2 separate regions of the Homo sapiens genome follow, and region 2 is linked to region 1. A link is a loop called in an ENCODE intact Hi-C map of the cell type or tissue named here. Cell type or tissue: heart right ventricle. All regions are shown on one strand.

The links. Hi-C counts contacts between places; a loop is a spot of excess contacts. Peaks named below come from ENCODE experiments on the same cell type or tissue, not always from the same donor. Only the 100,000 strongest peaks of a DNase experiment are listed, where the experiment ranks them.
Region 2: it touches region 1 in a loop (3-fold over the local background); 7 of 110 quality-filtered maps call a loop at or near these places.

The regions. Positions count from the first base shown.
Region 1 is chr2:207,471,090-207,475,089 of GRCh38, forward strand. No RefSeq gene overlaps it. Among named protein-coding and RNA genes, the nearest start is that of CREB1, 57 kb to the right of the region's middle. In heart right ventricle, CTCF peaks have their summits at 2,242, 2,448 and 3,996 (motif pointing left); a DNase peak (open chromatin) is centred at 2,242; H3K4me3 peaks cover 1,012 bases; H3K27ac peaks cover 965 bases.
Region 2 is chr2:207,265,776-207,269,775 of GRCh38, forward strand. LINC01802 (long intergenic non-protein coding RNA 1802) reads left to right here. Exons shown (of 3, transcript NR_146973.1): 2 at 2,926-3,118. MIR1302-4 (microRNA 1302-4) reads right to left here and starts at 3,649; the gene lies at 3,500-3,649. In heart right ventricle, no CTCF peak of the experiment used is centred here; no DNase peak of the experiment used is centred here.

The DNA.
Region 1 (4,000 bases):
CATTCTGCCCTTCGGTGCTTTTTCTTTTCTTTTTTTGATTGGTTCTAGTAAGTTATTCATACATAATGGTATCAGTGATGGGGTATAAATACATATATCACAGGAAGGGTTTTGTTGTTGTTGCTATTGGTTTTGTTTTTTTTTTTTGTAAATTAACTTTACAAGCATCCTGCAGCGTTTTCAAATTGTAAACTGCTGTTTCCTAGTTCATAGACTCGTAGAACCCCAGAGCCAGGCTTAGAGCACGTCCAATCTGTTCCTCTGATTTACAGCTGTGATAACTGAGGCCCAGAGAGGTGAATGACTGCTCAAGTCAAACATCTCATCCATCTCAGCATTGGATCTCAAGTTTCTGCCTCCAGACCCCCTGTCCTGCAGGACCTTTTGGCTTTGCTGTCCTTATTTCTCTTCTTCTGATCCCTCATCTGCTCCTTCCTTTGCTGATCATTAGAACAGGAAGAGGGATAAGGGGCAGCTGCCTAAGGTAAGGCAGACGCTTGACCTCTATCACAAACCCTGATCTCATCCTTCAGGTCCTCTTTGCAGTCTGGAAGGGAGAGGAAAACAGGAGGAGAGAGTGGAAACCAAGAAAGTATCCAAGAGGAAGAGATAAGGAAAAAACGGCATGGGGAGAGGTTTTTGTGTCTACCTGCTCAGATACCAGGAGAAGTGAATAAATGCCTCCCCTACAGCTCTCCTGCCCTCCTCCCACAACTGTGAAACTAAAGTCTTAATGAGAATTGATCCAGCAAACAAATAGATCCAAAGGGGTAATAGGACTGATATGGATCTTTCATGGGAAATTGGATGTATCATGGGAAATAAGGAGTCATAGAAAATTATGAATGAAAAATAAGCATAATCAATATACGATTAGAGATGCAAGGGGAGTGGGTAATGATTCCAAGGCACTGACTGCTTTGTTTCACATCATGATGCTCATCACAGGAACCTATGTGCTCCAGACTGGGCCATGCAATTATGACCAACATGCTAGCTCCCTATGCTGACTGGCTGGACTGAATTAATTACTTTTATTATTATTATTATTATTATCTTAAGGAGACAAGGTCTGGCTCTATTGCCCAGGCTGGAGTGCAGATCTGGTGTGATCTCAGCTCACTGCAACTCCACCTGCCAGGTTCAAGCCAACCTCCCGCCTCAGCCTCCCAAGTAGTTAGGAATACAGGAGTGCACCACTGCTCCCGGCTAATTTTTGCATTTTTGTAGAGACAGGGTTTCACCATGTTGCCCAGGCTGGTCTCTAACTCATGGGCTCAAGAGATCTGCTTACTTCAGCCTCCCAAAGTGCTGAGATTACAGGCATGAGCCACCATGCCCGGCCTGAATTAGTTACTTCTTCAGCTTCCTCGTCTTCTAGCTAAAAACCAAGATCACACCTTCAAATGCTATGATTTCACATTTACATTCTGCTCTTTTTCTTTCTGTCACGTGATCCTATCTTTAAATTTGGGAAGGATGGGGAGAGAAGGCTGTTGAGAGATGTTGCATGAACATTCATCATACAAGCCCATGAACCTGAGAGAGAATTCAGCAAGAAAAGTGAGACCAATAGGTTTGTGTGGAGCCTTCCTGTGTGGGCCACGCTGGGTTGGCCACGCTTTCCTTTGTTGCAGATGACACCTGGCTAGTGTCCTGTCTAGGATCCCAAATTCTAACTAGGTTTCCTCCTTCATGAACTGTTGGGTTTTAGTTAATGATTCACCCCTTCAAACACTCAGTTCTGACCCAGGACTGACTCAAGGCTTCCCAAGTCCCTGCTCGCAAATAACAGAATTCTTTGGAAATAAGCTCTTTTAAGAAAGTCTGTCCTCGCACTGCAATCTGAAACGTAGCAATTCGGCCTCTCCGGCCATCTTCATCTGTGTGTTTCTTGCATACAGAATTAAACTGGAAGGTCAGAGCCATTGTCTGTCTCTAGATCCGATTTCTTGCTTCGTAGTCTGGCGGGGAAGTGCTTTAATCTGGTATATTTACATTAGTCCTACTAACACATTTCCAAGTTCTCCAGCTGCCATGCTACGTGAACCAGGTCAAGTCTGGGAGGGAGAGGTTTGCTTTTCCTTCCTGTGACCTCAGGACTGATTTAATTAAACATCTCCTCCAGCCCCGATTTATAGTCTGAAAAGTGTTCTCACAGAGGCCCTTCGATGTGCTCTGCTTTTCAATTAGCTGAAATGCAATAAGTTAAATCGAAACACCATTCTGAGTGTCTGCTGCCACCCTGAGAGCAGTTGCAACAAGCGCATTCGTCTCTGAGCATTTAACTGCAAAGGGTTTAGATAAATGAGTGGTGGTTTCCTTTGGTAACTTAGCACGGTTCTGTAAGACAGATGAGAGGATTGCTGAGTTCCTCCCTGAGCTCCTGGGGGCTGCCAAGCTATCTCCCTGGATTCCCACTGTGAGGAGGAAATAACCTTTTAAATCTTATTTTATAAACACAAATTCTTTTTCTTTAAGATTAAAAATAAGAAAACCCATTTAACACATGGGGTAGGGGGGCTGAGGAAGTGAAGGGGAAAAAAGGAAAAAGGATGTCACAGTGGAACTGTCCTAAGCCTGTCCCTGGTGGCTTTTTGTTTTACCATCAGGCATCAGATGTCCTCCCCAGTTTGACAATCCTGACCCCCCAACCTGCCACCTAGGAATGAATGAAACCAAATTTCCCATAGGAAATGCTCTCTGCTAGTCTCTCAAAGGCTTCAGCCTCAAAATGAAATCTGACAAAAGAAACAAATTAGATTAAACTGCAGCGCTAAGGGCTTTGGATTGCTCAGATAAAAGAATCTACAGAGAGTTGTTAGGACTGAGCACAATCATCTTCTGCAACTTGGAGAAAAAATCTGAAGTCTTCCTTCCTACAGCTGTTCTTGCTGGCCATGGTGCAGTTTTTTTTTATCATCATCTAAAGGCAATAAACAGATGGTGGGAGATGGAAGGGCTCACGAAGGACCACAACCCGCGTGCCCACAGAAGCCGGGCAAGTAATATATGTGGACAAAACTGATCAGTGAGGATTTTTATGTGAGCTCTCCAGATTTTTAAATGTTGACAACTCATTCAATTAAAAAAAAAAAGAGTCCACCACTGTTACCGCAATGTTTACTGAGCACTTTCTATGTGCCAGGCACCTTATGAAATCCATTATAAAGTGCATCCTCACAACAGCACAGTGAGAGGCAGATGCTGTTATTACCTTCAGTTCATCTATGGGGAAAAGCAAATCTCGAAGTGGCAGAAGCAGCCCCTGCCCACAGCTGGGGCCCTGTTTCTATTTACTACCCTAGACTGCTTACCAGTTCTGTAGATGGCCGGGCGCGGTGGCTCACGCCTATAATCCCAGCACTTCGGGAGGCCGAGGCAGGTGGATCACGAGGCCAAGAGATCGAGACCATCCTGGCCAACATGGTGAAACCTCGTCTCTACTAAAAATACAAAAATTAGTTGGGCATGGTGGCGGGCGCCTGTAATCCCAGCTACTCAGGAGGCTGAGGCAGGAGAATCACCTGAACCCGGGAGGCGGAGGTTGCAGTGAGCCAAGATCGCACCACTGCACTGCAGCCTGGGCGACAGAGCAAGACTCCAGGGGAAAAAAAAAGTTCCGTAGACAAAGAAATTGATGCTCACTGGGATTCATGTGGCCAGAATCATAATAATAGTCGGGTGATTTTTTTTTTTTTCAAAGTAAGTAAACTACAGAAACGGAGCGTAGAGCGTAAAGAAGACATGCTGGAAAAGACAGAGAAATATAAGAAAAATATGTGTCATTGTTCCACGATATTTAGCCTTGTCCTAATGGTTGCGCAGACGAAGAGATTAGAGTTTTTATTTTAAAAACTGTGAATTTAAGCATCAATGATGCTGTTTCTATGATCATTCCCTGTGATTGAAACCAAATGGTGAAACAGCCTCACGAAAATGTCTGAGGTTCAAATGCAGTCGCCATTCTGTGTTTGTGTAGACAATGCTGCCCTCTCGT
Region 2 (4,000 bases), 210 kb before region 1:
ACATTTTCCCTAAGTATTTAAGAAATTAGTTGCTTTACTACTTTAATCAAGCCATTTTAACCTTCATTCAGCCAACTTACTCCTTGTAGAGGAGACCTGGATCCTACCTTTACATATCCACTGACTTATCTACAGCTTCTTCTTAAAGAAAATAGAGTGAAGTGATATCATTTCACTTTACCCCTAACCTGGACCTGATGCGTTGCCGCTATTTCAATTACTCATCACGATGACGAACACATCCTTTACCATCTGTAAAAGCTGTCAAGGCTTAAGATTCAAGGGGAATAAAGTAAACCCTGTGGCCCAACAAGGATGTTTTGCGTTCTCCCCTCAGTGCTCTCTCAAAGCTGGGGATTTGGTATCTGCCTTAAAGGCAGAATGGTCTGAGGCCAGACATCTGCACATATGTTTCCTTCCTGTTTTTGTTCCTTTAATCTAGCGCAATGATTTTCAAATTTCACTGTGAATGAAAATTAGAACACAGGGATATATGTTTTAAGGGTGATGTAAGGGCTTTTCAAGGGTAATTCTGAGTTTATATGATGTTCACGTTAGGTGTTGATTATAGAACCTAAAAATACCACTCCTAAGATGTGACTCTTCTGTTTGGAAAACTTCCTTCAGTGTGAATTCTGCCAACAAACTAGAATTTCTAAGTGGCCACGAAATTTCAAATAGCACTTTTTTCTCTTTGGAAAGAGAACTCAGCCCTCAGGCCTAGAGGGGATGCTGAAAGCCACCCCTGACCCCCAAGTCACCACTTAGCAGCTTCTCTGCAGTGCAGTGCAGGGAGAGCAATAGAGAACAGGAGCTCGGCATTCTCACTGGTCAGCCGGTGACCTGGGGCTGCAAAACCCAATACCCATCCATTTCAGCTTCGCATTTCAAAGTGAAGATCTCCTTGGGCCCATCGTATGCTCCTGAATTTCCCAGCTTTTTTTCAAGCCCTATTTTATCTGTCGCTGCTTATACCTCTCCTCAGGTTCATGGTAAGTGGTCTGCTTCTGTCAATGACTTTTTCATCTATGTCAGGGAAAGGCCCATTAGACAAATCCAATGGGACAAGTTCAGAGAGTTTGTCAGTTCCCGTCACTTTCAGGTCTGGCTGTGCAGTGGAGCACAGACTCAAAACAGACTTGTCAAGATAGGCAGCTTCTTGTGGAAGAAGTTTATCTCAATGGAGAGAAACACACGATGGGTAAAAACAGCAAAACACCAGCACGTCAGCCTGGTGAGCTGAAAAGAGCTGCCGGTGAATAAATTAAATCAGACTCTCACTCCCCAAAGTGGGAGTGGGGAGACAATGGTATATATCCAAGAGCATTTGGGGGTGCTCAGTGAGAGCCTGATATCAACGAGGAAGCTAAATTTCTTGTCAATAATTATTTTTTCTATTTTCAGCTTGTCAATAATCAATAATTATTGATAAGAGAAGTGAAAGATAATACTTTATATTTTATTTCACTGAGACAGTAAAGAACCTCTACATCTTCCCATTGCCAAACTGAGCAAGCTCCCAACGTACCCACAGCCTCACATAGTTACCCTCCCCTCTTACTACAGAAAGTAAACCCTCCCCACTGCAGTCCAAGGCAAGCCCTTCTCTCATCCAGTGGAACCTCTTCCTCCACTGCCTTGTCAAGCACTCACTCCTAGAGTTGTCCTCTGCCTTCTATGTTATTAATTTCCCTCCACTTGGCCATTCCCTTCAGCTTACAAGCATGTTGTAACAAAAAAATAAAAAAATAAAAAAAAACAGCCGGGTATAGTGACTCCTGCCTATAATCCCAGCACTTTGAGAGGCCAAAGCCGAAGGATCACTTGAGGCCAGGAATTTCAAACCAGCCTGGGCAACATAGCAAGACCCTGTCTCTACAAAATTTTAAAAAAATACAAAAATTAGCCAGGCGTGGTGGTGTGCACCTATAGTCCCAAGTACTCAGGAGGCTGAGGTGGGAGGATTGCTTGAGGCTGGGAGGTCCAGGCTGTGTGAGCTGTGATGGCACCACCGCACTCCATCCTAGGCAACAGAGAGAGACACTGTCTCCGAAAAAATATAAATAAATAAAAATTTACAAACCAAAAAGCGCCGGGTGCAGTGGCTCACGCCTGTAATACCAGCATTTTGGGAGGCTGAGGCGGGCGGATCACAAGGTCAGGAGATCGAGAACATCTTGGCCAATATGGTGAAACCGCGTCTCTACTAAAAATACAAAAATTAGCTGGGCGTGGTGGTGCGCGCCTGTAGTCCCAGCTACTCTGGAGGCTAAGGTAGGAGAATCGCTTGAAACCAGGAGATGGAGGTTGAGGTGAGCCAAGATCGTGCCACTGCATTCCAGCCTGGGCGACAAGAGTGAAACTCTGTCTCAAAAACAAAAACAAAAACAACAAAAAAAAGAAAAGGTTTTTAACTCCATATCCCCTTTCAGTTGCCACTAATTTTCCTGCTCCCCTTTTTAGCAGAGTCTTCAACTTTCTCAACTTCCTCCTCCTCCCATTCTCTTGAACAATCTTCAGAGAACAAAAAGTTATTATTAAGGTCACCAATGATCTCCACATAACCAAATACTCAGTTTCACAACATTTGCTCTGATTGTTTGCTCCATATAATATAGTATCTTTGCTTGTGATAATTTGTTTACTATCGCCCCTGCCCCCACTATCATATAAGCAATTCTCAAGGTAAAATGGCAAGTTTGCTCTGTTTACCATGTATCCCCAACTCCCAGAACACCGTGTGCCTATCATATATTAGGTGCTCAATAAATACTTGTTGAATGAGTGATTCAATTAATTGATTAATCATCATCAGGGGTTATAAAAATGATGTGGCTCAGCTGGTACCTGTGTATCAGTAAGTAGTAAGAATCAATGTTTCTTTGAGACATATCTGTGTTACTTATTTAACCTAATATTTTGCAGTGGTCTAAAAAGCGATGCTGTCCATTCTCAGAAATGGAGCAGAAAGGCAAGAGAAAGGAAGCTGATATTTTGAATGTCCACTACCTGGCAAGTACTGGACCAGCCACTTGCATATACATTTTCTCAATTATTCCTCACAAAACCTGGATGAGATGGGTGCTAGCATCTCCATTTTGCTGATGAAGGAACGGAGGTAAAAAGAGAGATTAAATAGCTTGTCCAGGTTATCCCTAAGGTGATTTCACGATGAATGAGGAAGCCATGCTGTTTTCTAGTTACTTTGGGCTAGATATTAAATGCTGTGAATTCACAAAATTTCAGAAGAACTGGGCTGATAAAGATTAGTGTAGGTCAGAATTTCCAAAGTAGAATACATATTTAATTTGGTATATTTATGGTGCTGTTTTTATTGTCAAAGAATGTCAAAAGTCACTAAAGTAAATAAAACAATGAAGTTCAATGTGACTTTATTGTTTGTTTTCTTTTTTAAGCATACTCACTATCACGCGAGGCTTGTAACCTTTACCCAGAGGACACATGCTGTGGTATAGCTATCTGGCTAAAGGTGCCTGAGAAAATACAGGATGTCCAGTTGAATTTGAATTTCAGATGAAACACAAATAATATTTTAGCATAAGTATGTCCCAAATGTTGCATGGAGACATACTTATTCTAAGAAAAATTTGTTTATCTGAAATTCAAATTTTAGCTGTGCTTCTGCATTTTTATTTGCTAAATCTGGCAACCTACACCTGGCCAAATGCCCCACCACCCTCCACATACTTATCCTATCACTCTGCCAGACAGATTTTGTCAAGGAGGTCAAGACAGAAAAGAAGGGAGAGAGGACAACTTTGAAAATACCTTGAAAAGAGAAAAGCCTAATGACACACTGTCTTGCTTTCTGTAAGGGATGGCCAGTTTACCTCCAGACTCCTTTGAGCCCCATCCCACCTCTCAGGCCTTCTCTTTTTTACACAGAAATTGAATAACCATGAACAAATTCCATATGTTCTCTAGCCTCGGTTTCTCCATCTGCAAAACAGCAGCAGTCTTAGGTGTCAGAAAAAAACAG